Regions from separate parts of the Mus musculus genome. Here region 2 is linked to region 1. The links are chromatin loops, found by intact Hi-C in ENCODE. Cell type or tissue: left cerebral cortex. All regions are shown on one strand. Each heading gives the region's core, and the rest is flanking DNA. Links, peaks and the distances in the headings are about the cores only. Region 1 has its middle 96 kb from the start of Rarb. Region 2 has its middle 160 kb from the start of Rarb.

Region 1 (15,836 bases), core at 3,357-11,356:
ACCAGAGAGGCAGCCGATAATGTGAATTTTGGCTGCAATGATTTGGTGTTTGAAATTATTACTGAATCTTCCCAGGTTGGTGGATGAAGCACCCATCCTAAGGGCAGTGGACTCCCCATCCTGGGAAATTTTGAACTTGGAGCTATGGTTCAGAAATAAAGAGAAGTGGTTTCTAGTGAAAACAGGAACAAGACAGGAAGAAAATGGACGTTTACAGGCATCCTCAATTGATTTTACCCAGTTTTAGAAGAACATTAAAGTGGGCGTTCACTCTTGAGCTCCATCACTTTTTCAACCATTCACAATTTATTCATTAGTTGATTTAAGCAAGTTTTCTCCAAGACTATTGCTATGTGGCAAACCTCATGGTGTAGGGGTCTGCAAATCAGCAGGTCTGTTAGCAAGGTATTGCATCATATGTAAGCCAGGTTGGCTGCCTTTTCATGTCATCTTATCCTTGCCCAACAACAAAGGAGGTGAATGAAATGGCCAAACTAAAGTACACATACTGCCTTATTGAAGGTCTACAATGTAAACCAAAGTCTGCTGTGTGTTGAGGCTGTCTCTAAAAGGCAGCTTGGGAAACCTCACTTTACTTCTATTTTTTTTTAATTTTTTATAAGGTATTTATTTCATTTACATTTCCAATACTATCCCAAAAGTCCCCCACCTGCTCCCCCACCCACTCCCACTTCTTGGCCCTGGCATTGCCCTGTACTGAGGCAGATAAAGTTTGCACGACCAATGGGCCTCTCTTTCCACTGATGGCCGACTACGCCATCTTCTGATACATATGCAGCTAGAGACACGAGCTCTGGGGGGTACTCGGTAGTTTATATTGTTGGTCCACCTATAGGGTTGCAGATCCCTTTAGCTCCTTGGTTACTTTCTCTAGCTCCTCCATTGGGGGCCCTGTGATCCATCCAATAGCTGAGTGTGAGCATCCACTTCTGTGTTATCCCAGCATAGTCTCACAAGAGAGAGCTATATCTGGGTCCTTTCAGCAAAATCTTGCTAGTGTGTGCAATGGTGTCAGCATTTGGAAGCTTATTATGGGATGGATCCCCAGATATGGCAGTCTCTAGATGGTCCATCCTTTTGTCACAGCTCCAAACTTTGTCACTGTAACTGCTTCCATGGGTGTTTTGTTCCCAGTTCTAAGAAGGGGCAAAGTGTCCACACTTTGGTCTTCATTCTTCATGAGTTTCATGCATTTAGCAAATTGTATCTTATATCTTGGGTATCCTAAGTTTCTGGGCTAATATCCACTTATCAGTGAGTACATATTGTGAGTTCTTTTGTGATTGGGTTACCTCACTCAGGATGATGCCCTCCAGGTCCATCCATTTGGCTAGGAATTTCATAAATTCATTCTTTTTAATAGCTGAGTAGTACACCATTGTGTAAATGTACCACATTTTCTGTATCCATTCCTCTGTTGAGGGGCATCTGGGTTCTTTCCAGCTTCTGGCTATTATAAATAAAGCTGCTATGAACATAGTGGAGCATGTGTCCTTATTACCAGTTGGAACATCTTCTGGATATATGCCCAGGAGAGGTATTGCGGGATCCTCCCATAGTACTATGTCCAATTTTCTGAGGAACCGCCAGACTGATTTCCAGAGTGATTATACAAGCTTGCAATCCCACCAACAATGGAGGAGTGTTCCTCTTTCTCCACATCTTCACCAGCATCTGCTGTCACTTGAATTTTTGATCTTAGCCATTCTGACTGGTGTGAGGTGGAATCTCAGGGTTGTTTTGATTTGCATTTCCCTGATGATTAAGGATGTTGAACATTTTTTAAGTAGGTATTTTCCTCATTTACATTTCCAATGCTATCCCAAAAGTCCCCCATACCCTCCCCCTCAACCCCCCTCCCACCCACTCCCACTTTTTGGCCCTGGCGTTCCCCTGTACTGGGGCATATAAAGTTTGCAAGTCCAATGGGCCTCTCTTTCCAGTGATGGCCAACTACGCCATCTTTTGATACATATGCAGCTAGAGTCAAGAGCTCCGGGGTACTGGTTAGTTCATATTGTTGTTCCACCAGTGCTTCTCAGCCATTCGGTATTCCTCAGATGAGAATTCTTTGTTTAGCTCTGAGCCCCATTTTTAATGGGGTTATTTGATTTTCTGGAGTCCACCTTCTTGAGTTCTTTATATATATTGTATATTAATCCCCTATCTGATTTAGGATAGGTAAAGATCCTTTCCCAATCTGTTGGTGGCCTTTTTGTCTTATTGGCGGTGTCTTTTGCCTTGCAGAATCTTTGCAATTTTATGAGGTCCCACTTGTCGATTCTCTATCTTACAGCACAAGCCATTGCTGTTCTATTCAGGAATTTTTCCCCTCTATTCATATCGTTGAGGCTTTTCCCTACTTTCTCCTCTATAAGTTTCAGTGTCTCTGGTTTTATGCGGAGTTCCTTAGAACTTCAGACCAATTTCCCTTATGAATATCAATTCAAAAATCCTCAATAAAGCTCTTGCTAACCGAATCCAAGAACACATCAAAACAATCATCAATCCTGACCAAATAGATTTCATCCCAGGGATGCAGGGATGGTTCAATATATGGAAATCCATCAATATAATCCAGTATATAAACAAACTCAAAGACAAAAACCACATGATCATCTCATTAGATGCTGAGAAAGCATTTGACAAAATCCAACACCCATTCATGATAAAAGTCTTGGAAAGATCAGGAATTCAAGGCCCATGCCTAAACATGATAAAAGCAATCTACAGCAAACCAGTAGCCAACATCAAAGTAAATGGTGAGAAGCTGGAAGCAATCCCACTAAAGTCAGGGACTAGATAATGCTGCCCACTTTCTCCCTACCTATTCAACATTGTACTTGAAGTCCTAGCCAGAGCAATTCAACAACAAAAGGAGATCAAGGGGATACAAATTGGAAAAGATGAAGTCAAAATATCACTTTTTGCAGATGATATGATAGTATATATAAGTGACCCTAAAAATTCCACCAGAGAACTCCTAAGCCTGATAAACAGCTTCAATGAAGTAGCTGGATATAAAATTAACTCAAACAAGTCAATGGCCTTTCTGTACACAAAGGATAAACAGGCTGAGAAAGAAAGTAGGGAAACAACACTGTCTTAGTTAGGGTTTCTATTCCTGCACAAACATGACAAAGAAACAAGTTGGGGAGGAAAGGGGTTTATTCAGCTTATAAATTCATGCTGTTGTTCATCACCAAAGGAAGTCAGGACTGGAACTCAAGCAGGTCAGGAAGCAGGAGCTGAACAGAGACCACGGAGGGATGTTCTTTACTGGCTTGCTTCCCCTGGCTTGCTCAGCCTGCTCTCTTATAGAATCCAAGACTACCAGCCCAGAAATGGTCCTACCTACAAGGGGCCTTACCCCCTTGATCACTAATTGAGAAAATGCCTTACAGTTGTATCTCATGGAGGCATTGCCTCAACTGAAGCTCCTTTCTCTGTGATAACTCCAGCTGTGTCAAGTTGACACAAAAGTAGCCAATGCAAACACCCTTCTCAATAGTCACAAATAATATAAAATACCTTGGCATGACTCTAACTAAGGAAGTGAAACATCTCTATGATAAGAACTTCAAGTTTCTGATGAAAGAAATTAAAGAAGATCTCAGAAGATGGAAAGATCTCTCATGCTCATGGATTAGCAGGATCAATATAGTAAAAATGGCTATCTTGCCAAAAGCAATCTACAGATTCAATGCAATCCCCATCAAAATTCCAACTAAATTCTTCAACGAATTAGAAAGGGCAATTGGCAGATTCATCTAGAATAACAAAAAATCTAGGATAACAAAAACTCTTCTCAAGGATAAAAGAACCTCTGGTGGAATCACCATGCCAGACCTAATGTTGTACTAAAGAACAATTGTGATAAAAACTCATGGTACTGGTATAGTGAAAGACAAGTAGACCAATGGAATAGAATTGAAGACCCAGAAATGAACCCACACATCTATGTTCACTTGATCTTTGACAAGGGAACAAAAACCATCCAGTGGAAAAAAGACAGCATTTTCAACAAATGGTGCTGGCACAACTGGCAGTTATCATGTAGAAGAATGCAAATTGATCCATTCCTATCTCTTTGTACTTCTATATTCTACTTAATATATAATAAGGGAACAATTAGGATCGTTTCAATCATAGAGAGGGAAAACATCCTTAGAGAAGTCAAGTGCACACCAATAACTTGAGAGTACAAACCAATCTGACATTCTTTTCGTGATACTGGTAAGGAAGTGGAAAGTATTCCCTGAGGTTATGTGATCCTGAACTGGATGCAGAAAAGTATGGCTGGGGGACTGTGAATTAGAATGCCCAGAAGTACCTGAAATATTTGTTCTGCTTATATTATACAGGTCAGACTTGAAAATGACGAGCACAGTGATTATTAGTTGCTGAACTGGAAGTAGAAGGAAAGACAGGAGAAGACAAACAAAATGAGAAAGTGTTTACAAACAGGAGCAGGTTAACTCCAGAAACCAGAGAAGCAGTGCTGAAGACAGACTCACGAGATAAAGGGTTGGCAAGATGAACAGTAGCAAGTGGTAGAATATGGAAATAAATGACTACTTAAGGCCATTTCTCAGCCTCATTTGAAAACCCATAAGCCTTTAAGACTGGCAGCGTGACCATCCCACTCTGAGGAGTAAATGATGTCCACACATTGTGGAGTTAGGCTGACTGATGAGGATCAGGCTGGACATGTACGGTTCATACATGGAGACCATTGTGTCCCACCACCAAAGCAGATGCTGGCAAAGAAATTTCATTAGAGAAATTGAATATTTTTTTCTCAGTTGATAACCAAGCAAAAGAGCAAATCAACAGTAGGATGGTCACAGGCAAGATACCTAACCTGCAAGACCCTGTTTTCAAAGGGAACATGGAGAGAAGAAACAGACGTAAAAAGTATAGATTGAGAAAGATTGAGAAAGGGGTTTGGGTGGGTGCTTTTTACTTAAAATGGAGGCATTTGATGAAGCCAAGCTCATGTTTCTCCCACCAAGGCATTTAGGAACAAGAGCACAAAGCCTAACTGACCAAATAAAAGGTCTTGAGGCTCAACAGAAACCTATGATTGATGCCCACTGATATTTCAGAACAGTGACACCATGGGAACTGGCAGAGGGTATACACCATGCACATGAGGAGAGGACATAGGCCACTCTGTTCTGTGGGAGAGAAGCCAACCCTGCAAGGCTGCAACCCTGCAGCATGGCCGCTGACCCGGGAGTTGTCTGTCTCATGACTATTCTCTAATATGATGTTTTTCTAGTCATCTACCCAACACAGAGCTATCTAAGTGCCAGACACTGTTCTTGGGATTACACACCCAATGAGAAAGAGTCTTCTACAAGTTCTCCATGTGACTGGAGAAAATTGTCAATACGAAGCCACATTCTCATTCACAAACCACCTGTCAGCATCAGGGTGGGTAATAAGATTTGGCCTAAGGTAGGGGGTTAAGCAGAGTTGTCTGCTCACTACAAACCTCATAACAACCCCTTCTCCACCAATGTCAAAACTCCTTTCCCCTTGCTAGTCTTGAGACATAGCCTGCCCCATTTTTGTTGACCCGTGGCACGTGATACAAAGAACAATAAAATAGCAGAAGCAGAAAGTCAGTATTAGTTAACAATAATTTGAACTTTCAATTGCAGATGTAAATACATCTAATTTTTTCTTTTAAAGTCTTGGTCTAGATTATGTCTTCCCTTTGTAAATTTTTTGAGGCTTTTGATTTGAAAGTACGTCATGCAAGGGCATAAATTACTGGAACTCAGACAGGAGGGAAAATATGTTCTAATTTAGGGCTTCAAAGCCAAGCCTGTCACCTGCCAACCTACCTGTCTTACATGGGCCAAGTGTAGTTACGTCATGGATATAACTCTGTAGGTAGGATGCTGAACAGAAACTGATCTCAGCATTTTGCAAGTCAAGTGACAATACCTTACACTGGATTCCTGACTACACTGTCAACTCATGCATCTGTTTTCCTAGTGGTCCCCAGACAGTGCTGACAATGAAGCCTTGCTCAATCAGGCAGGACAGCTCTTTATGGCTTCATGCAAAGGAAAGGAAAAAGAAAGCAATGAATTAACCCTGGCAACCTGACGAGGACAGGGATTTACTAGCTAGGGCAGATTGTCAGCTGAAGTCACCAAGAGCCTACCCCAGGCTTCCTCTGTTCTCTTGGCCATTTCTGCTTCCACTCCAGGAATGGAAGAGCAGTGAATGGGGGAGCGGGGGTCGGACATGAGAGAATGCTGGGATGGAACATAACTTGCTGTGAAAACATGTTCTTGAGCCCTATGTCAGATGGACCACACTGGAAATCCTAAGAGGGAAAAGCAATAAGCCGCACTTGACCAGTCCTCCAGGTGGCCTTGACGAATGCATAAGTTGAGGAACCACTTAAGTATGTAAACTCAAGAAGAGGGAAAGAAATGAAATGTTCTGAGAATTTTCAGCCCATAAGGAAAAGCACTAACCTTTGCTAACAGTCAGAGTTACAGGTTTTTTAATATTCATAAGCACTGTGACTGCCTTTGCTGTTCTTTGGTTTCTACATTTCAAAGTTATATGCAGCTTGTTTATTTTCTGACTCTTTGAGTGCTTGCTGCAGGCACAATCCTGTTCCTGCAGGAAGTCTCACCAATGACAGTAGTGGTTGAATTCTGCTAAAAATCTAGCTCAAAGGCCCACATGGATTAAAGGATTCCTGAAAGAAGCCACCAAGTGAAAAAGAATGGGATGAGCAGAATTAGCCCTTGTATAGCCTCCTTTCCAACATCAGAACAAGCGTTTGTACAGCCTCCTTTCCAGCATACTATGGCCACTGTAAGTCTTTTGTAGTGCCATCCATTTTAACGATATCTGTGTTATGTAAGCCAAAGATCTAGAAGATGTAACCCATGACGTCTGCAAGAAGGAACTCTTTAGCAGCACTCCTCCACATTTTGTTCCCAAGAAAGGCAGCCTGAGTGTCACCTAGCAACCTGCTCAGAATGCATGTTCTTGACTGCATCTATAATTATTACAGAAAATAAGATTTAAGGGAACCCTCAAGTTTTTATTTAGTAGAAAGAAGGTCAAAATATTAATGGTCTTATTAATTTTTACCAATCTTATAATTTAAATTTCTACTTTTATTGCTAATACAAAAAGCCTTAGGATGGAGATACATTCATGTGCACACTATCCATGTCTTGGGAACATACTCTCATGCATTTTTTGATAGGATATGAGAACATGGTTATATATGTAGTGTGTATACATACACACACACACACACAGAAATATCAAATATAGTTTAGATATGTGTACCATTGAATTCTAGGACTTTGTACCTTAAAAGTATGATCAGCTATTTAAAATCTTACCTATCATTGGTGGCTTACTTAGTCCTTACGTATATTAAGGCTGCACTCAGTTAAACCTATTTCTACTATGAGGAAACTGGGTCTGAGAGATGTTCCATAGAGTGACATTTCAAAACCCTGGGCAAGATATGAACTTTGGAACTTTATTGAGAGCTCAGACCACTGGTGTCAAGCATCTGATGTGGTCTTTAGCTCCTAAACCCTGGGTAATATTGATGGGGGATATAGAATGGCTGTGAATTTTAATGGAACTGGGCCCTTGTCATTCAGAGAGCTTGCCATGACTATGGAATAAAAATTGGTCTAGTTGGAGTAGTTAAGGTTGGAGAGAGACTTGTCTGAGTCTTCCCAGATTTCTCAGTGATGCAGGAATTCATTCAATAGTAGCAGGCCTGGGCTTTCTCATGGGTCTTACAGACATCCGGTAAATATGTGTGAATGAGGAGTTAACTCTTCTGTGTGTTGTATGGATTCTTTTCTTCATAAAAAGCAAATGGCACATGTTCCGAAAGCTGGGGCTTTATTCTACACACACTCCTTTTAGAACCTCTTTCCCATGCTTCTGACTATGTTTAACATTGGTAATCTCATGAGACTCAACTAATACCATTCCATCCTGGGATATATTCAATTGTTTAAGAAAGCTCTACATCTCAGCTATTTGATTTCTTGGGGGAAAGTCAAGTGGAGCCTCCTAGTATCAATTTTTTTATTTACATTTCTTCGTTTTTTTAATTAGATATTTTCTTCATTTACATTTCAAATGCTATCCTGAAAGTCCTCTATACCCTCCCCCTGTACCACCCTGCTCCCCAACCCACGCACTCCTGCTTCCTGACCCTGGCATTCCCCTGTACTGGAGCACACGATCTTTGCAAGACCAAGGGCCTCTTCTCCCATTGATGGCCGACTAGGCCATCCTCTGCTACATATACAAGTAGATACACAGTTCTGGGGGGTACTGGTTAGCTCATATTGTTGATTCTCCTATAGGGTTGCAGACCCCTTTAGCTCCTTGGGTCCTTTCTCTAGCTCCTTCATTAGGGGCCTGTGTTCCATTCAATAGATGACTGTGAGCATCCACTTCTGTAGTTGCCAAGCACTGGCATGGTCTCACAAGAGATAGCTATATCAGGGTCCTGTCAGCAAAATCTTGCTGGCATATGCAATAGTGTCTGGGTTTGGTGGTTGTATATGGGATAGATCCCTGGGTGGGGTAGTCTCTGGATGGTCCTTTCTTCTGTTCCAGCTGTGAACTTTGTCTCTGTAACTTCTTCCATGGGTATTTTGTTCCCCATTCTAAGAAGGAAGGACGTATCCACACTTTGGTCTTCCTTCTTGAGTTTCATGTGTTTTGCAAAATGTATCTTGGGTAGTCTAAGTTTCTGGGTTAATATCCGCTTATCAGTGAGTGCATATCATATGAGTTCTTTGTGATTGGGTTACCTCACTCAGAATGATATCCTCCAGATATATCCATTTGCCTAAGAATTTCATAAATTCATTGTTTTTAATAGCTGAGTAGTACTCAATTGTGTAAATGTACCACATTTTCTATATCCATACCTCTGCTAAGGGACATCGGGGTTCTTTCTAACTTCTGGATATTATAAGTAAGGCTGCTATGAACATAGTAAAGCATTTGTCCTTATTACCAGTTGGAACATCTTCTGGGCATATATGCCTAGGGGAGGTATTGCTGGATCTTCTGGTAGTATTATGTCCAATTTTCTGAGGAACTGACAGCCTGATTTCCAGAGTGGTTGTACCAGTTTGCAATCCCACTAACTATGGAGGAATGTTCCTCTTTCTCCACATCCTCGTCAGCATCTGTTGTTACCTGGATTTTTGATCTTAGCCATTCTGACTGGTGTGAGTTGGAATCTCAGGGTTGGTTTGATTTGCATTTCCATGATGTTAGGGATGTTGAACATTTTTTCAGGTGCTTCTCAGCCATTCACTATTCTTCAGTTGAGGATTCTTTGTTTAGCTCTGAGCCCCATTTTTTAATGGGGTTATTTGATTTTCTGGAGTCTACCTTCTTGATTTCTTTATATATTTTGGATATTAGTCCCCTATCTGATTTAGGATTGGTAAAGATCCTTTCCCAATCTGTTGGTGGCCTTTTTGTCTTATTGACAGTGTCTTTTGCCTTACAGAAGCTTTGCAATTTTATGAGGTCCCATTTGTAGATTTTTGATATTACAGCACAAGCCATTGCTGTTCTGTTTAGGAATTCCTGATGTTTCCAAGACTTTTATCGCGAATGGGTGTTGGATTTTGTCAAATGCTTTCTCAGCATCTAACGAGATGATCATGTGATTTTTGTCTTTGAGTTTGTTTATATAGTGAACCCTGATGATGGATTTCCATATATTGAACCATCCCTGGATCCCTGGATCCCTGGATCCCTGGAATGAAGTCTACTTGATCACAATGGATGATCGTTTTGTTGTGTTCTTGGATTCGGTTAGTGAGAATTTTATTGAGTATTTTTTGCATTGATATTCATAAGGGAAATTGGTCTGAAGTTCTCTTTCTTTGTTGGGTTTTTTGTGGTTTAGGTATCATAGTAATTGTGGCTTCATAGAATGAATTGGGTAGAGTACCTTTGTTTCTATTTTGTGGAATAGTTTGAGAAGAACTGGAATTAAATCTTTTTGAAGGTCTGATAGAACTCTGCACTAAACTCATCTGGTCCTGGGCTTTTTTTGGTTGGGAGACTATTAGTGACTGTTTCTATTTCTTAGGACTGTTTAGATAGTTAATCTGATCCTGATTTAACTTTGGTACCTGGTATCTGTTTAGAAATTTGTGCATTTCATCTAGGTTTTCCAGTTTTGTTGAATATTTGTTGAATATCCTTTTGTAGTAGGATATGATGATGATTTTTATTTCCTAATGATCTGTTGTTATGACTCTCTTTTCATTTCTGATTTTTAAAATTAGGATACTGTCCTTGTGCCCTCTAGTTAGTCTGGCAAAGGGTTTATCTATCTTGTTAATTTTCTCAAAGAACCATCTCCAGGTTTGGTTGATTCTTTGTATATTTCTTTTTATTTCCACCTTGTTGATTTCAGCCCTGAGTCTGATTACTTCTTGTCATCTACTCCTCTTGGGTGTATTTTCTTCGATTTGTTCTAGAGCTTTTATATGTGCTGTCAAGCTGACAGTGTATGATCTCTCTAGTTTCTTTTTGGAGGCCCTCAGAGCTATGAGTTTTTCTCTTAGGAATTCTTTCATTTTGTCCCATATGTTTGGATATGTTGTGGCTTCATTTTCATTAAACTCTAAAAAGTCTTTAATTTCTTTCTTTATTTCTTCCTTTTCCAAGGTATCATTGAGTAGTGCTGTTCAGCTTCCACGTGAATGTTGGCTTTGTATTATTTATGTTGTTATTGAAGATCAGCCTTAGTCCATGGTGATCTGATATGATGAATGGGTTAATTTCAATATTTTTGTATCTGTTGAGTCCTGTTTTGTGACCAATTATATGGTCAATTTTGGTGAAGGTACCATTAGATGCTGAGAAGAAGGTATACCCTTTTGTTTTAGGATAAAATGTTCTGTATATATCTGTTAAATCCATCTTTTATAACTTCTGTTAGTTTCAATGTGTCTCTGTTTCCTTTCTGTTTCCAGGGTCTGTCCATTGATGAGAGTGGGGTATTGAAGTCTCCCACTCTTATTGTTTGAGGCATAATGTGTGCCTCGAGCTTTACTAAAGTTTCCTTAATGAATGTGGCTGCCCTTGCATTTGGAGCATAGATATAGAATTTAGAGTTCATCTTGGAAGATTTAACATTTGATGTGTATGATGTGCCCTCCCTTGTCTTTTTTGATAACTTTGGGTTAGAAGTCGATTTTATTCGATATTAGAATGGCTACTTCAACTTGTTTCTTCATACCATTTGCTTGGAAAATTGTTTTCCAGCCTTTTACTCTGAGGTAGTCTTTGTCTTTTCCCCTGAGATGGGTTTCCAGTAAGCAGCAAAATGTTGGGTTCTATTTGTGTAGCCAGTCTGTTAGTCTCTGTCTTTTATTGGGGAATTGAGTCCATTGATATTAAGAGGTATTAAAAAATTAAATGTTGCTTCCTTTTATTTTTGTCATCAGCATTCGGATTCTGTTCTTGAGGCTGTCTTCTTTTAGGCTTGTTGAGGATTACTTTCTTGCTTTTTCTATGGCATAATTTCTGTCCTTGTGTTGGTGTTTTCCCTTTATTATCCTTTGAAGGGCTGGATTCATAGAAAGATATTGTGTGAATTTGGTTTTGTCATAGAATACTTTGGTTTCTTCATCTATGGTAATTGAGAGTTTTGCTGGGTATAGTAGCCTGGGCCGGCATTTGTTTTCTCTTAGGGTCTGTATAACATCTGTCCAAGATCTCTGGCTTTCATAATCTCTGGTGAGAAGTCTGGTGTAATTCTAATAGGTCTGCCTTTATAAATTACTTGACCTTTTTCTCTTACTGCTTTTAATATTCTATCTTTATTCACTGCATTTTTTTTGTTCTGATTATTATGTGTTGGGAGGAATTTCTTTACTGGTTTAGTCTATTTGGAATTATGTAGGCTTCTTGTATGTTCATGGGTATCTCTTTCTTTAGGTTAGGGAAGTTTTCTTCTATAATTTTGTTGAAGATATTTACTGGCCCTTTATGTTGAAAAATCTTCATTCCCATTTACTCCTATTATCTGCAGGTTTGGTCTTCTTATTGTGTCCTGGATTTCCTGGATGTTTTGAGTTAGGATCTTTGTGCATTTTGCATGTTTTTGATTGTGTGTCCCTGTTCTCTATGGAATCTTCTGCACCTGAGATTCTCTCTTCCATTTCTTGTATTCTGTTGCTGATGCTAGCATCTATGGTTCCTGATTTCTTTTCAAGGGGTTCTATCTCCAGAGTTGTCTCCCTTTGGGTTTTCTTTATTGTTTCTACTTCCTCCCTTTTTTAGGTCTTCCATGGTTTTGTTCAATTCCATTACCTGTTTGGTTATGTTTTCCTGTAATTCTTTAAGGGATTTTTGTGTTTCTTCTTTAAGAGTGTCTACTTGTTTAGCAGTGTTCTCCTGTAATTCTTTAAGAGATTTCTGTGCTTCCTCTTTAAGGTCTTCTACCTGTTGCATCATGTTCTCCTGTATTTCCTTAAGGGAGTTATTAATCTCCTTCTTAAAATCCTCTACCAGCATCATGAGATATGATTTTAAATCTGAATCTTGCTTTTTGGGTGTGTTGGGGTATCTAGGACTTCCTGTGGTGGGAGTGCTGGGTTCTGATGATGCTGAGTGGTTTTGGTGTTATAGTAAGATTCTTATGTTTGCCTTTCACCATCTGGTAATATCTGGAGTTAGATTTTATAGCTATCTCTGGCTGGAGCTTGTTCCTCCTCTGATTCTGTTAGCCTCTCTCAGCACTCCTGGGAGTCCAACTCTGTCCTGAGTCTCAGTGCTCAGAGTACTCTGTGCAGGCAAGTCCTCTTACAGGGAAGGTGCACAGAGGTCTGGAGCTCAGCTCTGCCTCCTGGCTGACTATGAAGGCCCAAATGGAACCCTGTCTGAGAAGCTATGTTGTTTCTGCAGCCTGTGTGCTCTCCTGAGCATACTTGTCTTTGAGTGACCTGGGATACAAGATAGCCTCCTAATAGCAATTTTACCATCTAGTTATCTAGTGTGTGCTCCACAACTTCATATTAATCTTTTCTTTCCTTGGCCATGACAGTGTTAAACTTCTCCCTTGTTCTAAATTTATGTTCCACTGAACACTGCTTAGAGTTTGAGTACTAGCTTGTTTGGACAGTTCTTTGACAAATGTAAAAGAGCTTCATGGGGCAGAAGTCAGCCTCAATTTTTGTCTTTCACAGGTTCCTTATTGATGGATAATTCAGATTGGAGCATCTGTTGTTGAATTAGAGAAAAAGAATGCTCCTGAACTTTGACCCTTTGGCTGTGTGCTCTTCACAATGCCAGCACACTTTACTTTGCAACTTTGCAGCCTTACCATAACAACTGGGGCAAAATATCCTGTGTACAAGAAAGATGACATCAGTCATTCCAAGCATTCTGATGCACAGGGGAGGAACAGCCAGAGTGCAACCCAGCAGGGACAGTGTTATGAGTGTTGTCCCATGTCAGCCACAGAAGGAAGTTTCTAAGGACAGCATTGTTGGGGAATAGCTCATCAGAGACATACAGGAAACAGAATAAAAATAAAAAGCAATGAATTCAATAAAAATGCTAATGCATTTAGTCATCAATATTTAATCATCTGACTATCTAATTAATTAATAAATTAGTCTGGTTGGATGGTAGCTCCTTCCTGGAGGCATCTGGAACTAATGGCTACATAGAAAAAAGTACAACAGCCCACAAGACTGCTAAATCTTTTTAGAGGAAATGCTTGTTTTCTCTACTACTGGTCTCAAGAAAATCTAGGCAATCTCCTTAAAATCATTGAATTAATGATGTTCCAATGTGATCCAGATTATAAAAAAAATCTCTGAAAGGAACAAAGAGGGGCAAATGAAAGTGAAGGAGAAGGAATAAAACTGTGTCTACAAGAGGAGTAGGCAGAGAGCCCATGGGAATGTCTGAAGCTCCTGCAAGAGGAGTAGGCAGAGAGCTCACAGGAGAGTCTGAAACTCCTGAATCTGTCCTACCCACCTTCCCCATAGCTGAGCAGAATGACCTCGTCTGCCCTGCTGAGCCCAGTCAATCTATTCTAGATTTCTTTGCCAGTGACTCCAACTACAGGCTTGTAGAACTACAAGCTGGTCACACAGGGTGTATTGCTTATTTGTTTGTTTTAATAAACAAGTATTTGGGTTGTTTCTTATTCAGCAAAAGCTGACAGATATACTTCACTCCACACACTGTCACATACATATTCAGTTTTCAGCTTTAGAGAATGGAAAAAAACCTTTCCAGCTTTCTGTGAGTCCATTTAAATTTAGCTTTTCAATGAACTCTTTACAATATAAGTATATCTGTAGATACAATGACTGTTGGATAATAGTCACTAGGAGGGGGATGGAAATAAGGTACTATGATTTCCACTTACAGATTGCAGCTGCTGATGCTTCTTGACAAAACAACAAACAAACAAACAAACAAACAAGCAGAAACTCAACCCCCACCCCTACCCCCCACCAAAAAACCTATCATACAACCCCATCCCCATTTTCTAGAGGTTAAATTTGACTCCTTCAGCTCTAAATAAATAACTTTGGTAAGTTCTGTTGACTTTGGAATTAGTACTGATGCTGTTGAATCGGGGGTGAGAACAGCTTGAGTCAGAAACTAACCTAGAAAGCCAGCCCACATAGGCAGTAAATCAAACAATTTGAGCTTTAGTGTGGCTGTGCTCCCATTGTAAGAAAGACCCTGTAAGCCAAACACACAAGCATAAAGGAGAAAAGAAAGAAGATGCTTAAACACAGATGTACGCTTTACCTTAAAAACACAAACATACCAATCCCTTCTCAGAGGGCTTGCGTGACATGACAATTGAAACTTAAGCCCTTACAGCTTTCTGTTCCCTCTGGTTCCCACACGCAACTGAAAGGTTTAAATGAACAAGAAAAACATGCTGGGATTAGGATTCGATTCCCCAAAGCTTTTCTAGAAATATAGAGTGACTTAGACTTACACGAGCTTCAAAAGAAATGCCAAACAAAAACCCAAACCAAGCCCCATGATTTTTATCAACTCGCTGTAAAACTCTACAGACCAAAGCTGTTTATACAAAATGTATCCACACAGTAAGGAGTTTGTCAACCTGTGTGTGTTCTAGATTTACTTACAGAAAATCTTACAGTTTTTAAATTGTCTAAGGAGAATAGCATATGTTTGTTTATTTGAACTGGGAAGTTCATGAGCTGATATCAAACTGAGAAAGCACCTAAGGGAAATGCAGACTGTAGGTCCTAAGGATGACCTTGGCTCCCGATGCCTCACTGGCTGGGCTAGACACTTCGTGATGTCATTTCCTCGTAGTTGATCAATCAATTCAAAACCTCACAGTGTAAACATCACTTAGCAGTTGTTTAATTCTTAGAATATTATATGATACATATATATATATATGTATATGTATATGATGTATATGATGTCTATGTTGTCTATGTCTATGCCTATGCCTATGCCTATGCCTATGCCTATGCCTATGCCTATGCCTATGCCTATGCCTATGCCTATGCCTATGCATATGTATATGTATATGTATATGTATATGTATATGTATATGTATATGTATATATGTACATGTATGGTGGTTTGGCCCATAGACTCATGTGATTGAATGCTTGACTCATAGGAAGTGGTACTATTAGGAAGGGTGGCTTTCTTGGAGAAAGTTTGTCACTGTAGGGCCAGGCTTTGGGGTCTCATATGCTCAAGCTACTCTCAGAGTGGCACATAGTTACTTCTGG
Region 2 (15,836 bases), core at 3,317-11,316, 67 kb after region 1:
GACCATGGCCACTTTCACCCTGTAATCTGCTTCCTGTCCAACATTAGGTGAACACTGTACCATCTACACATATTTCTACTATGATGCTCAGCTTCATAATGGGCCCAGACTAACATGAAGCTAACTGGCCACAGACAGCCCTCTGCAACACAGTGTTCAGCCACAGTTATAAAATGAGACAAGAACATACACTCACACACACACACACACACACACACACACACACACACACACACACTCACATGTGCACACACACACATGTGCACACACAGAGCAAAACAGCAGTGTGGAACATGGGCTGCTCTTCTGGGAGAAAAAGACCCTGTGTGCTTCTGGGATCCACACCAGTTGTCAGTCAGTCATCACCTTTGCTTTTGCTCTTCAGTAGCACTTTCATTTCTACGAACCAACACAATCAGATTGTTTTATTCTTGACTTTTCCTTCAACCTTTTGTTTTTATTTCCACTTAATAAGTTGGTTAAGCTCTAGTCTGTTCAGAGGGCTTTCAGAGAAATTCTTTCTGGAAGCAAGGATGAGGTTTCTTTGGGACCCATTCTCTGCTCACCTTCCCTGTTTTATATAGGAGCTAAAAACATGAGCCTTGCTGAATAAAGAAATCCCACAGAACAAACCGTACTCAGAGGAAGGTGGATAGCCTTAGAGAATGTGAGATGCAACTACATCAGCTGTCTGTTGAGACTAGGGATGATAATGGGAGAAAACAGTTCTTTAGCAAAAGTGCTTAACCTGAGAAATCTCTGCCCACCTGGCTGAGATGCAATGGAGCTCCCAGATCTCTAGCCCACGGGCTCTAGGCCAAAAGACTAGCATCTCTACTAGACAGCTCTTCTCTGCCTGTGGGGTTTTTGATAGAGTAGCTCTAGCTTTGGGCAATTCTCTCTTTGCTCAGGGTTCTACATAATGTTACTTGAATGTTAAAAATGTTCTGTTGTATGTTGGATAAGAGGCATTCTTCCCATAGTCAACCATATTGATAGTACCACAATATCAGCCATATAGGAAAACTGTTGCAAACATTACCAGGATCCTGGAAGTGCTCACACTGCTCTGAATTGCCTGTTACACAACTCTAACTTCTCTAGATGGCTTTGCAAGAGTGCTGCCACTATGACCTCACTCACATTCAGGAACACAGCATACAGAGGTGAGTCCTGGCTGAGCTAGCAAGGAGCTGGGCTGAGTCTGTTTGGCACTTTGCCTATATTTTAGTAATGACGTTAGCAAATAAATACAGGATTGTGCTGGGAATTACCATAGAGGGCCAACCAGCTGTCACTTTGAATAACTGAGAGAGCCAATCTTTTATCTCCATGAGATCTTTATCGGTGGTAAAGGACAGTGTTGGGAAGTCTCTCTTACTAAGTTTCTATCTTCATCATCACCACCAATCATCACCACCACTATCCTTATCCTCATGGCTCTTGGGGGCCCTCTGACACACTATTCTTGGTCTATGTTACATTTGGGGAAACTTTCAGACCCCAGAGGTGTTTTCTGTGAATTCTAGCTGAGGGCTAAGTGACCCTTCTTGAACAGGCCACGTGTCATTCTTTGTCCTAGGACAGTAGCGTGGGCTGAAAGGGAGATCTCAGGTACAGCAAACTTAAAAGCAACTGAGGTCTCTCCAGTGTTTCTTTGCTGGTGGAGGCAGGTGTCCATATCAAAGAGAAGGCAGCTTCTGAAGGGACTGGCTTCTGAAGACTGGGGTTTTGAGGAGTTAAGAAGGCAAAGGGGAAGGCATTAATCTAAATCTTACTCCAGGCTTCCATCTGAGAAAGATGGCTCCAAGGAGCAGTGCATGTTTACTCTCAATTCACAAGTACTTTTTCATCTCACAATCTCCTTCTGAAAAAGAAAGAAAGAAAAACTACAAAGCTTTCGTTTCTTTTGCTTCTGCTTGTTTTCCTTCTCTACCTTCAAGGCAGGACACAGATCTGGTTCCCTACTTGAGGAATGCTCACCATTTACTTAGTGGTGGACTCCATCCACTTGGAAGAAGTGCTGAGTGTGCCCCATCTTCCCTTTGTGCTTGAAGGCTTGTAGGGGTGTCACTCAGGGTAGGGGTTTGGTGGGATAAGGGCCAGCTCACCATTAGGTGACCCTTGCCTCCCAGCATTTCAGTGAAGAGCACGCTGGGATTCTTGTTAATTAGTCAGATTCTCCCACTGGGGAACGAGAACCAACTCCTATCAGCTGTCTCAAAGCAGAGCATCCTCCAAGCTTGGGGGTGGTGAGAGAAACGATTCATCTCTATCAGGGTTTGGAGAGATACTAGGAAGGAGCCTCCCTCTTCTCTTCCCACATGTTTGAAACAATCTCAAATCAAACTGGCAAAATTTTGAGGAGTGGGAATGAGGGAAGCCCTGCAAGAGGGGGGGGGGAGTTAAAGTCCCTGGTTAAAGATTAATATTCCAAGTTTGGGACAAAAGGACACTCTTTTGTCGTTCTCTGCTTGTGCCTCTGAATGTAAACATTGTTCTGAGAGCCGCTTTCTCTCCCCGGATCTTTAAAGGGTAATAAATTAGCCTGCGGATGGCCATACAAGCTGCTACTAGATGTGAATGAGAATGTGTCTGAAGAGAAGGCTGACTTTCCATCACACTCTACTGAAAGAATGGTGGGCTTTTCTAAAGAAGCATGTTGTGCCTATTAACCAACTTACAAAAGGGGCCATTTCCTTGATTTATGTTCTGTTGCTATAGCGATCGTGCAGCCCAGACTGGCAGGTGAAGCTCCCTTCTAACAACCTCAGAGGCTTCTGTAGTTATTTTCCAAACTGCAGAACAGGCTGGAGGACGGTGCAAACAAGCTGTGTGTGTCAAGCAAACTAGCATCTGGTTCTCGAATTTCCACTTAGCTCTCTGAGGTTAAGACGAGATATTCAAGAGCAGGTCAAGCATATTGGCGCACTTAAAAATACAAATACAGAGCTCTGTCTTCAGCCATAGGTGCTGTGCTGGTACAAGAGCAGGCTGTTGCTCAAGGCACTTTACAGAGTATGCTCTGCTGTGTATTAGGGCTGAGCTAGGCTTTCAGAGTGTGAACAGAGGCAGCTCTGCATACATCTGTGTGTACTCAAGCCACGTTATTGGGCAGGTAGATTAGGGTCTTTGCATAATCATGCTGGAGGGATTAGAGGGGCAGTTTTACTCATGTTTCAGGAGGGAAAACAGAGATTCAGAAGGGACATTTGCTTAAGGGTGATGTGGGTGATTCACAGTAGAGCAGTGAGACCCCAGCCATCAACACAGGGCTGTGGAAATGAGCTGTAAGAAATGTGGGGGTCAGAGGTGGGGAAGGGGTTGAGATGGCATAATTTCATATGTAATTCAAAAGGAAAGCATTGCCACTGAGTTGTGGCGAGTGATGTGGGCAGAATAAGGCAGTGAGGACGAGGGAACAGAGAACTGAGCAGATGGACAGACAGCCGTTCACACTCTCCAATGCTAAAGGGACCATGTCCTAGAGAGAGGAAAGGCCACCAAGGGGATATATGACCCCACAGATATGACTATATCTGAACAGGAAGTGAATCTTCTCAGTGCTGAGGGCATGTGACTTGTGTCTGGAATACAGTGTGCTATTTAGTGTAGTATGGCTATCCAACAATGCTTTACAGTCTGGGGACTCCCATGGTTCTCCATGTGCACCATCAATGTGTTAACAAGGTTGTTTCTTTTAAGGCTGCCCCCTCCCCCTGGAACTATAGGTTATCTTTAGGGTGTTTGCACATAGTCTCACTCCTGTGTAGGCCTGCACTCATCTCAGTTTTTAATACAGCTACTATAGTGGGTTGGGACCTACCCTAATGATCCCTTTTGATCTCATTACTTCTTCATCCCTCTATCTTAAAAGCAGTTACATTCTTAGGTAAAAGATAAATTAAAACTCACCCTTAAAGCAGGGCTTTCTTTGAATAGCACCATATTTCATCAGCCTGAAGAATTAGAGAGCATTCTCTAAAAAGTTCTCCTGTATTTAAACTCACGAGTAGGTGGGAGGTTTTCTGTAGGCTATAGTGTAGCTGAAGAATCACCCCAACCTTCCAGGGAGGCCAGTGCTTTCTCCCCCAGCTAAGAATAGTGGTGACATCCTTTCAGCCTCCAGGAATTCCCGAGATTCCCTTCTTCATAGGGCCTTTGGGTCTCTTGGTCTCTTGTGGAAGAAATGTTGATGAGTCGCTAAAACATGAATCTTTTGGTTTATTTCCAAAATATTATTTACGGCTCAGGTCATGCCTCTGCAGTGCTTCCAGGAAGCAGAAAGGAATGTCCCAGAGAGGAAAACAATTCCCTGCTTCCTCCCACTCCTTTATTATGCTATAAACATTTGTTAATAGAGCAATTATCTTTTGAGTTGTAAAGCTAAATAAGTCCATGGAAGAAAGGGGTGAGGGGAAAGTACAATTGCTCAGGCTTAATGAAGTCCAGTGAAATGACTCTGAGCAGATGCGAGATAGGAGGGCAGAGCCCTCTTTGGATGAGGCTTACTTAATAAAGGAGAGCATGCCTTGCTGCTGACCCAAATCTCCTTACACCCGGGGCTTGTCGAATAATGTAAACAAGTACAAAATAAAACTATCAGCTAGCACATTTAGCCTGGGCTGCAGAGTGATTTCAAGACCAGCCAGGGTGACTTAGACTGTTCTCAGAATAACAAGTGAAAAGAGGGCCAGTGACTTGGTTTAGGGCTGTGCATCCTTTTCAGACATGTCATGTTGTGACTGCAATGAGCAGGCAAAGCAAGTACATGGAACAATTCTGTTGGCGAGCTGGGCATTAACATAGCCAGCTTTCCCAAACATTTGACAAGTGTCTGCTACTATTTTTAGTTTGTTCCATACACATATTTTGTCTCACAGTTTCCAAGTCAGAAGTCTTCACTGAGAATATGCAGTCAGACACACTGAGAAACCTAGTGGAGCTGGTGGAATATTTGAACATTGGTTCTGAAGATAGCTTTATCCCAGACACAGCACACCCCAAAGGGCCCTTCTGCTGCTCACTGGGGCTGGGTGCACTGTCACTGTGGCTGTATGGCTTCAGTGGTGGAAGAGAAGTGGACTTCTGTCCTTGACTTTGGGGACGATTATTCCAGGAGTTAAGCAACAGAGGAGTCTTGTCCTCCTATCAGAAATGGATGGGCCACAATTGAGACACAGTGGGGAGGCTAAAGAAAAAGGAAGGAAGGGTAAAGAGCATGTCTCCTATTTTTGTATCAAGCCTGAGAGCAGAAGTCTCAATATTGGGCACATGAGAGGTAAATGTTGCTGGGTGATGGATTCTATTTGAAGACAACTTTGGTTCTTCATCATTTCTACTGTAGGGAGCTTAGCTGAGGGTCAGGAAGCATCTCCATTGGAGAAACCCCAGACAATCATGGCACGAATAGATACATCCCTCACAGACTAGCCTGACTCCCACCCTAGGCTCAATAGGGGTAATGTGGCTGTGTCTTGACTTTGATGGACAGCAAAATCATAGGGACATTTTGTGACAAAGAGTTGGATCAAGCAAAATTTACCACTTGTACTGGCTAGTTTTGTGTCAACTTGACACAGCTGGAGTTATCACAGAGAAAGGGGCTTCATTTGGGGAAATGCCTCCATGAGATCCAGCTGTAAGGCATTTTCTCAATTAATGATCAAGGGGGAAAGGCCCCTTGTGGGTGGCACCAACTCTGGGCTGTTAGTCTTGGGTTCTATAAGAAAGCAGGCTGAGCAAGGCAAGGGAAGCAAGCCAGTAAAGAACATCCCTCCATGGCCTCTGCATCAGCTCCTGCTTTCTGACCTGCTTGAGTTCCAGTCCTGCATCCTTTGGTGATCAACAGCAGTATGGAAATGTAAGCCGAATAAACCCTTTCCTCCCCAACTTGCTTCTTGGTCATGATGTTTGTGCAGAAATAGAAACCCTGACTAAGACACCACTCAATGGCATATGTCCCTTAGCTTGCTCTGTAGTACTTGTGGCTTGAATTTCTGTGACAATTTTGTGCTAGATTTGAAATGTGCTTATATATTGAACTTGCTCCTTTTATCAACATGGACACAAGAGACATCACTTCTGTTAAGTGAGAATTTTATATTTAAAAATTTATCATTTTTGTTAAAATGTGAGAACTTTCTTCTTCCCACACTCACTTTTTAATGCATGCTAAATTAATTTTTGTAATCCTGAGGTTCTTGTCTAAGCACTTAAGATATGCTTTTAGAACAGAATAGAGAGAGTTTGAAAGAGAGTTTCATACTGGAGGAGAGGGTGACTATATATAATCACGTTCTGTATTTTAGAAAGCTAGAAGACAGGATTTTCAAATGCTTATAACACAATGAACCAACAAAAAATTTGAGGGAGTAGTTGGGAATGGTACACTTGAACCTGAACACTACACAATATGAACAGCATGCATAAATATTAAAAGATCATAGAAAACTCTACAAATATGTACACATTTTATATGTTAATGTAGCAATCAAAAATAAACTTAGTAATAGAAGAATGGAGAAAGAGATTAAGATTTATGGTTAACAGGGCTGGGTAGTTATGGGTAGTTAACCAATGACTCAGACTAAAACAGAGATAGAAAAGAGAAACTATGGAGATGGTAGAAAATGCATCTGAGTTAAAAAAAAGCTTTCAGAGAGAGAGAGAGAGAAGAGAAGAGAAGAGAAGAGAAGAGAAGAGAAGAGAAGAGAAGAGAAGAGAAAGAGCATGTGTGTGTGCATGCATATGCATCTGTGTTATTGTGCATGTGTGTACATGTGCGAGTATATTTGTCTGTGTGTTGGTGGTCACACTTGTTTTAAGGGTTACAGCTCTGAGAGGAAAGGCTTCCCTGAGGGAGGTGTTGCAGCTTTGAGGGGGAAGGTTTCCCCAGTGGGAGTCATAGCTCTGAAGTAAAAGGTATCCTGGCAGCCAGGAGCCAAGAATACCACAAAGTCACACTGTACAGCAAACTATTGGGAGAGAAGAGGGTAGCTGCCTCTGCTCAGGGAGAAGCAGCAGGAATTGAGCAAGGAGACAGGCTGAGGTAGGTTGTTTTGCTTTTTTTTTTCTTCTTCTTGTTTTTAGTGGGGGGTGGGGGTGGGGGTGGGGGAGGGGGGAGGGGGGAAATGAGTTTTCTAGGGTGGAGATTTCCAGGGTAGGGATTAGTGAGATTTTGAGTCCTGACTTTGAAGGTTTGGTGTGTTTTGGTAAGTTTTCCAAGCTCATGTCAGCTGTTGAATGTGAAGCTTAGCTTCTGGAATCTGGCTCCTTCCTTTGGCTCTGTCATCCAAGCTGGCTCACCTCTCTAAGCCAGGGGGCCTCATCTGTGAGAGGGGATGGTTACCTTGACTCTAATCTCTTATCTAGCCTGACATGTCACCTGACAGACACCCTTAATTGCTACCCTCTCTAGCCCAGCCCACCTGATCCTTGACAATGTAGCAAAGTATATCATTTCAATTACTCCCCTTGAGTGACATCCAATGGCCACAGATCCTACTAACTCTCACATCCTGTCCCTATGTACATTTCTGTTCACATTTCTGGCTAGTGCAAGCAAGCAAGCAGTGGGTCTTCCCTGTAGAGGACCTGGAAGTTGACCAAGTTTTTTTTCTTCCCACATCACTCTGCTAACCCAGCCTTGCCAATTCACACCTCCTTAGCAGAGTTTGCCAGAGCCCATCCCCAGCACAAGGCAAGCTCTCCTGCCAAACCATCACTTTAAGAAGGCTCACTTCAGGATGACTACTCACACTTGGCTGTGAACACTGACGGACAATGTTGCCAGCTATCCAAAAGAAACCCTGTCTTAGTCAGGGTTTCTATTTCTGCACAAACATCATGACCAAGAAGAAAGTTGGGGAGGAAAGGGTTTATTCATCTTACACTTCCATATCGCTGTTCATCACTAAAGGAAGTTGGGACTGGAACTCATGCAGGTCAGGAAGCAGGAGCTGATGTAGAGGCCATGGAGGGATGTTCTTTACTGGCTTGCCTCCCTGGCTTGCTCAGCCTGCTCTCTTATAAACCCAAGACTACCAGACCAGAGATGGCACCACCCACAAGGGGACCTCCCCCCTTGATTGCTAATTGAGAAACTGCCTTACAGCTGGATCTCGTGGAGGCATTTCCCCAACTGAAGCCCCTTTCTCTGTGATAACTCCAGCCTGTGTCAAGTTGACACAAAACTAGCCAGTACAGGTTCCTTGATGCAGCAGAAAACCAAAGGGATGGTGTGAATGAAGTGAAGGAGAGTGAACTCTGGGCACCTGTCTCATACAGCTACTCTAGGGACCACTAGTGAATATATCTTCTAGTCAAATATTCATGGATACTATACACATACATATCAGTGTATACATCTACTAGTCAAATACATCTACATACTATATACATATATACCAGTGTATATATTTATTTGTCAAATATGAGTTTGGCCTGTGCTCCTGGAACTTCCTGAGTGTGCATTTGAGTAGTTCTACCAAGCCTCCTGAGGACGTCTTCTCTTTTTTTGTATACATGGACTTATAGGTGCCTGGGAACTTATGTTTTAGAGCACTGCCTAGATAAGTTACCCATTCATGTACACTCAAAGTGTAGTGGCCTAAAACACCATCTACTCTTAAGTCTCCAAGCATCTAGATATGACTTGGATGGCCCTCTGGAAGCAGGTTGCTGACCCAGCTGTGTTCTTCAGAAGGCCTATTGAAAAGTTTATAGTAGATAGTAAAGTAGTTAGTAGTAGATACTGGGATTCTCATGTTAGACTCAATGCTTAGTTCCTCAGTGGGTGTGGTCTATGGTCATTCAATTATCACGTGGGCATCTCCAGTATGGAAAGTGGAGTTTATTCATTAAAGCACATGTGGTGAGATAGGGAATGTGGAGGAGACAAAGTTACAATCTTCTGGGATCCCTTCTAGGATTCGGATTCTGTCATCTCTATCAGCGAGCTGAAAGAAAGGCAGGCTGAGAGAAGTCTACCTACTCTGATAGTTACCAGGAAGTAAAGTCACTGAGAGCCACCTTACTTTCCCCACCACAACCTATGGGCCAGGTCTCTGGTCTTGTTGGGTCCCATATGCCATTTACAAACTGAGCTAGACATGTCTGTGTTGATCTGATGGTAGAATAACCCAGTCCAAGGCCACAGCCACACACTTGGCTCTTACTGAATAGTAATCCATAACTTAGAACTTCTGTTTCTTAATAATGTGTATCAGGAAGACAGTAGGTTTGACTCAGAGAAATCAAATGGATTCTAAACCATATTAGACTAAATAGATAGCCACAGACTCCAGTGGGTACCTCTAAAGTGTCAGACAATACATGTTAATGCTGGCAATTGGGTGGCCTCCTGTCAGGTTGACATGGAAGACCAAAAAAAAAAAAAAAAAACCACAACAACAACAACAACAAAAAAACCCAAAGAACTTCTACTTGCGGTCAGATCCAAAATATTGAAGGAAATTAGTTCCTATTCTTTGACCTTCATAGCTTGGGCGTGATGGCCATGCTGAGCTGCTGCCCTCAGAGCTCTGACTGGTTTTCTCAAGTCCAGATGTTCCGGAGAGCTGAGGCCACTACTCTGTTACTCACAGAAGCGAGCCTTCCTGGAGGCTGTTTCTACAGCGCTGCTCTACTGTCAGGCCTCAGAGATGACACTGAATGAAGCAAGCAGGAAGCATGGCTAGGTGAATTACATAGGAAGCCTAAAGTTACTGCAGTGACTATGTGAGTGGCAGGTCGTTCACTTGAAAATGGAGTGACACCATCCTTTGGGTCATTCTAACCCTTTGGCTAGATGGACTTCCCCAACCCCTACCTCTGCCTCACACACCTTAGAGAAGTTGAAAATGTAAACACTGCAGTCTGCCACCTTGTCCTCCCTGGTTGGGGAGGTGGGAATCAAAAGGAAGTCCTCCTGGCTGATGAAGAAACCCCCACAGGCCTGTGTAGCTGCACTATAAACCTGGTTCTGTGAGGATACCACCAAGCAGTTCTCAGCACGGGGTGTCATCCAACCCCTGGTCCAGAAGCATACACTTTCTCGGCTCACCCACATTTCCTCAGCTCTGACTTCAGAGTGTGAATGCTTGCCAAGAGCCATTTATGCTCCAGGCATTTGCTTAGGCTTTTGGGATTCATGAGGGGAGAAAGCCAGACCCAAAAGCAGAGCTCTCTTGTTACAGTGTGAGGGAATAAAACAAGACTCGTATTAAGTAAATATTTTTTTATTTTAAAACTAAGGTGCTACCAGAAAGGGAAAAGCAAAAATATAGGCAGTAGTAAAAGTGCTAGAGTGACTCAGTGTGGAGTTGAGCACGGATTCAGCTCTGAGGGAACCACTCAGCACAGGCACAGCTCAGCACGGGTGCAGCGCCGAGGGTGCAGCTCAGCACGGGTGCAGCACCGAGGGTGCAGCTCAGCACGGGTGCAACACTGAAGGTGCAGCACTGGGGTTGCAGCTCAGCACGGGTGCAGTGCTGAGGGTGCAGCACTCAGGGTGCAGCTCATCAGGGGCACAGCACTGAGGGTGAAGCTGAGCAGGGGCGCAGCACTTAGGGTACAGTTCAGCATTGGCTGCAGCGCTGAGAGTGTGCCACATAGCTTTCTCAGCCTTTGAGAGGCCTTGGGTTGGACCTTTAGTACCATAGCCAACCAATCAGACAAGGGTGGAAATGAGAGTCTTAATTATAAATAAGGAAGTGAGTAGAAGAGTCTGAAGGAAGAGGAGGTTGCTCACAGAGCCTAAGGGAAGATACTGCATACAGAGATCAGTCCCAGGAACAAGTTCCCTGGTGGAGAGGCTGAGGAATGCAAAGAGCAGGAAAGAGCCCAGCACTAAATGCTAGACCGGATACCAAATTCTCTGCCTCCAATCTCTTTCTATTTTAAACAACTAGAAGGATCTCTCTTCCCCTCCTAAACTGGGTCCGATGCAAAAAATTTGCCCCCAACCTTGTAGAAATGCATTGAAATTCTCTTTGGTGTTTATACCTACGCCAGAGCGAGTTCCCCTTCAAATTTGGTGTTGTAAAGACCTAGAACCTTTCAGAAAAGGTACTTAACACATGGTTATCAACAGCAAATGGGCACAGCCAAACAGGAGAGAGTTTTGTGGGAGGATGTGGATTCCAATACAGCTAAAAGTGTGGGAGATAAAGATCTTCCTTGTTGAAGTAACACATTTAGTATTCTAATGAAGTAATTATAAAAGTAAGTAATTATTGAAATAACTGCATCAACTCCCAGCCATTAAAATCCCTCTAAACAGCTCTGGCACTAAGGCTTGGCTATTAGAAACCTTGGCAACCACTCAAGCCTACAACAGCTTCTAATTAATTGATCTCACCTCTAATCTGCTATTGTTAGCTCAGCACTGATCATTTGTTTGGCCCATGGATCCTATTGCCCCTTCCTTTTGATTGTATTTGTTACTGTACCCTCTCTATCTCCTTCAATTAAGCACAGGTTAAGTGGTTCACTCGCAAGAGAATAGGAGATAATGGTACCAATCAGAGTAATCTCTTTAATTTGCTAAATGAATTACAGGGAAACCCCAGCCAAAGTGAAGTCATAGCTAGTGGCCTTCACGTGAACTATACATAAGGACTATCTAATCATTAACCCACCATAAGCCAGGGATCCACAGGATTTCCATCAGGAGATGGTTCTCTGAGACTAAATCTCCCCACTCACTCCATCCCCAGATTACTCTTAACTTTCCAGTGCAACAGACATCGTCACATGCCACCACAGTGGAAGTCAGCAGTCTTTAGTCAAGAGGGTGGATTTATAGTCTCTCTAAAGACATGCATGAGCTGAAATTCATTTTTCTCACTTGTGCTATAAATGCAAACTCAGTTTCATTGGCACAATGGGCTGGCTTTTGCTGACTCTTAGGAAAATGTATATTTAAGAGTAAACAAATTTGGTGAATCTTCCTTCCCTTTGTGAACTTGCTATTTGCTATTAACACACACACACACACACACACACACACACACACACCCCAAACATATACTCACACACACACACATACATTCTCACACACATTCACACAAACACACCCACACATTCATATATACATTCACACACACAACACATAAACACACACATACAAACACATACACATACAAGCACACACAAAAACACACAAATACATTCACACATGCACACACTGAGTCTTAGGGTGAGGTAGATTACAGGAACACCCCAACCACCAGCACTGTGACTTTGCACATGTTATAAAAGGGACTATTTTCCAGGTGACTAAGATTAATCGCTAACTTCCAGTAATCAAATGGAAACTTAAAGTAAAAAATAAACGCTGTAAACTGCACAAAAGTTGAAGTACCTGAACCCCAACTTGAATAACTTATGACTTTATAGAATTTAGTCTACCTTCCCTTAGGCCTTCTCCCCTGAAGCAGATCCCAGCCATTCATTAAGCTTCTGCAAGGCAAAAGATACCGTCAATAAGACAAAAAGACCACCAACAGATTGGGAAAGGATCTTTACCTATCCTAAATCAGATAGGGGACTAATATCCAATATATATATAAAGAACTCAAGAAGGTGGACTCCAGAAAATCAAATAACTCCATTAAAAAATGGGGCTCAGAGCTAAACAAAGAATTCTCACCTGAGGAATACTGAATGGCAGAGAAGCACCTGAAAAAATGTTCAACATCCTTAATCATCAGGGAAATGCAAACCAAAACAACCCTGAGATTCCACCTCACACCAGTCAGAATGGCTAAGATCAAAAATTCAGGTGACAGCAGATGCTGGCGAGGATGTGGAGAAAGAGGAACACTCCTCCATTGTTGGTGGGATTGCAGGCTTGTACAACCACTCTGGAAATCAGTTTGGCGGTTCCTCAGAAAATTGTACATAATACTACCAGAAGATCCAGCAATACCTCTCCTGGGCATATATCCAGAAGATGTTCCAACCGGTAAGAAGGACACATGCTCCACTATGTTCATAGCAGCCTTATTTATAGTAGCCAGAAGCTGGAAAGAACCCAGATGCCCCTCAACAGAGGAATGGATACAGAAAATGTGGTACATTTACAAAATGGAGTATTACTCAGCTATTAAAAGGAATGAATTTATGAAATTCCTAGGCAAATGGATGGACCTGGAGGGCATCAACCTGAGTGAGGTAACACAATCACAAAGGAACTCACACAATATGTACTCACTGATAAGTGGATATTAGCCCAAAAACTTAGGATACCCAAGATATAAGATACAATTTCTTAAACGCATGAAACTCAAGAAGAAGGAAGACCAAAGTGTGGACAATGTGCCCCTTCTTAGAATTGGGAACAAAACACCCATGGAAAGATTTACAGAGATAAAGTTTGGAGCTGTGAAGAAAGGATGGACCATCTAAAGACTGCCATATCCAGGGATCCATCCCATAATCAGCTTCCAAACGCTGACACCATTGCATACACTAGCAAGATTTTGCTGAAAGGACCCAGATATAGCTGTCTCTTGTGAGACAATGCCGAGGCCTAGCAAACACAGAAGTGGATGCTCACAGTCAGCTATTGGATGGATTACAGGGCCCCCACTGGAGGAGCTAGAGAAAGTACCCCAGGAGCTAAAGGGATCTGCAACCCTATAGGTGGAACAACATTATGAACTAACCAGTACCCCATAGCTCTTGAATCTAGCTGCATATGTATCTTTCACTGGAAAGAGAGGCCCATTGGACTTGCAAACTTTATATGCCCCAGTACAGGGGAACGCCAGGGCCAAAAAGTGGGAGTGGGTGGGTAGGGGATTGGGCGGGGGAGTGTATTGGGGACTTTTTGGATAGCATTGGAAATGTAAATGAGGAAAATACCTAATTAAAAAAATTAATTCTAAAAAAAAAAAAAAAGAGTTTCCTGATTGTACCAGGAGGAAAGGAGCATCTTTCCTCCAACGATAGAGAGACTATGAGAGTCTACACAAACAGGCCTTGCTCAGCTGCCCTGGCCTACTGCCATTAGATTATCCCCCAATGTCCCAACTCTCCATTTCTTCCTCAGACTTAGCAAAAAAAAAAAAAAAGAAAAAAAAGAAAAAGAAAAAAAGAAAAGAAAAAGTTGCACTCGAGTTTCTTCCTCTCTTCATATCCTTTAGAAGAAACCCACGTCCATAAATCTCATTCTAAATGATCTGCATGTGCTTATCTTGTTATAACTTTTGTTGCAGAGGTCTTATCTCTGAACCACCTGGCAGTGAGGAAAGAGCTCTCTCTTGGGTCAGTCTGTACCACAACTCTCTCATATTGTCTTACCCTCCTCATCCTCCTCATGCAGACAGAACTGACCTACCGTACTGGCTGCCAACATGATTGTGTATAAGCCAGTGGCTCCTTCAGCGCTTCTCTCAATCAAGAGCATCTTTTCCTAGACACACACATCTGAATTCTTCAACTTGGCAAATGCCACATTGATAACACTGAGCTCCCACTGTGCTCAAGATCCAGGACTGTGCTGCAGAGAATCTGCATACAGGACAAGAGTGTCACAAGGAGCTGGAGGTAGCCTGCACTTCATTGTTATATAGCCCACAGAAGGAAATTGAAGCAGCAGGCCCACATTTCATTATTGGTTTAATGACTTGGCAAGTCCAAATCATAGGGGGTGGGATCTCTGACCTCAATGTCATTTTGGGGGACCTGTGAGATTGCCATGGAAGGGATCTGGAGGCAACAGACCTCTGCATATATACTCAGTGTTGCTGTGGATGCCACATGAGCCGAAGAGACCATGATTGGTATGAGCATATCTCCCCAGGGCAGTCCCACTTTTTAAGAGTTCTGCTGCTATTTTGTGAAGCTTGGAGGAATTGACAAAGGCAAGCACCAAACTAAGAATAAGTACAAGAAAAAGAGCCGTGGGCTTCTGACTCTCCCCTGATTTACAGGTCCTCAGAGCTCCCAAGTCTGCCTGTGTCTGACTAGCCTGTCAGCACACTTCTTTGTTCATCTGCTCACAGGGCCATGTACCCATACCACTCCACATCCTAGAAGGAGAGAACCGACTCCTCTAAGTTATCCTCTGACCTCCATACACTCACTAGAGCATGCATGTACCTCCCTCCTTCAATAAATAACCAAATGTGATAAATTAATAATGATGATAAAAATAAAAAAATAGAAGGACCCCATAAGATGGTCAATTTCTACTTTGCTAAGTAGTTAAAACAATAACCCAACCACTAATGACCACTGTCTATTACATGGCTAACAAAGGTTAACCTAGAAAAGGCCACGCATGGTGAGCACCTTGGCAGTTGTAAGAGGTTGTATCTGGTGAGAGTCTCCTCTCTTTTCCATGCCTTAGAGTGTAGAAGTTGGAAAGAAGGCATGTATGCAGGATAGACAGGAGGGGCTGGGCTGCCTTTTATACAATGCACTGGTGATAATGATACTGATCCATTGAGAGGATTTGTCCTCATAATCTTATCATTTGTTACAGGTTCCACTTTTCAGCCCTGCTGGAACTGGGGATGTAAGGTCCCAGAGTATGAAAGTGTGTGGGGGGTGCGCAGTAATGAAAACACGAGGACAAGAATGCCATGAAAAAGGCAGGAGACTGGCAGTCTTTGACTTGCATAAATTTAGTGTCCCTGAGCTTGACCATCTCACTCCAGACCCCCAAGAGGCTGCTAAGGCCCGTGCACTTTCCAGTGTGTTCCCTGAGAATCACAATTCTCTGAGCTCTGAAGAAGTACCTGTTGTAGAGACTCATTTCCATTCTGACTCACAGTGGAATTCGTGTGGATTTTGCACAGTTTCTATAATTGAGTAGCTTGCTT

Evidence for each region. Hi-C counts contacts between places; a loop is a spot of excess contacts. Peaks named below come from ENCODE experiments on the same cell type or tissue, not always from the same donor. Only the 100,000 strongest peaks of a DNase experiment are listed, where the experiment ranks them.
Region 2: it touches region 1 in a loop (9-fold over the local background); 3 of 42 quality-filtered maps call a loop at or near these places.

What each region holds. Positions count from the first base shown.
Region 1 is chr14:16,663,792-16,679,627 of GRCm38, forward strand. It overlaps a transcript of Rarb not described here. Among named protein-coding and RNA genes, the nearest start is that of Rarb, 96 kb to the left of the region's middle. In left cerebral cortex, for the core only: no CTCF peak of the experiment used is centred there; a DNase peak (open chromatin) is centred at 6,961; H3K27ac peaks cover 1,296 bases.
Region 2 is chr14:16,731,078-16,746,913 of GRCm38, forward strand. It overlaps a transcript of Rarb not described here. Among named protein-coding and RNA genes, the nearest start is that of Rarb, 160 kb to the left of the region's middle. In left cerebral cortex, for the core only: a CTCF peak has its summit at 10,809; DNase peaks (open chromatin) are centred at 4,875, 6,913, 7,676, 9,669 and 1 more place; H3K27ac peaks cover 979 bases.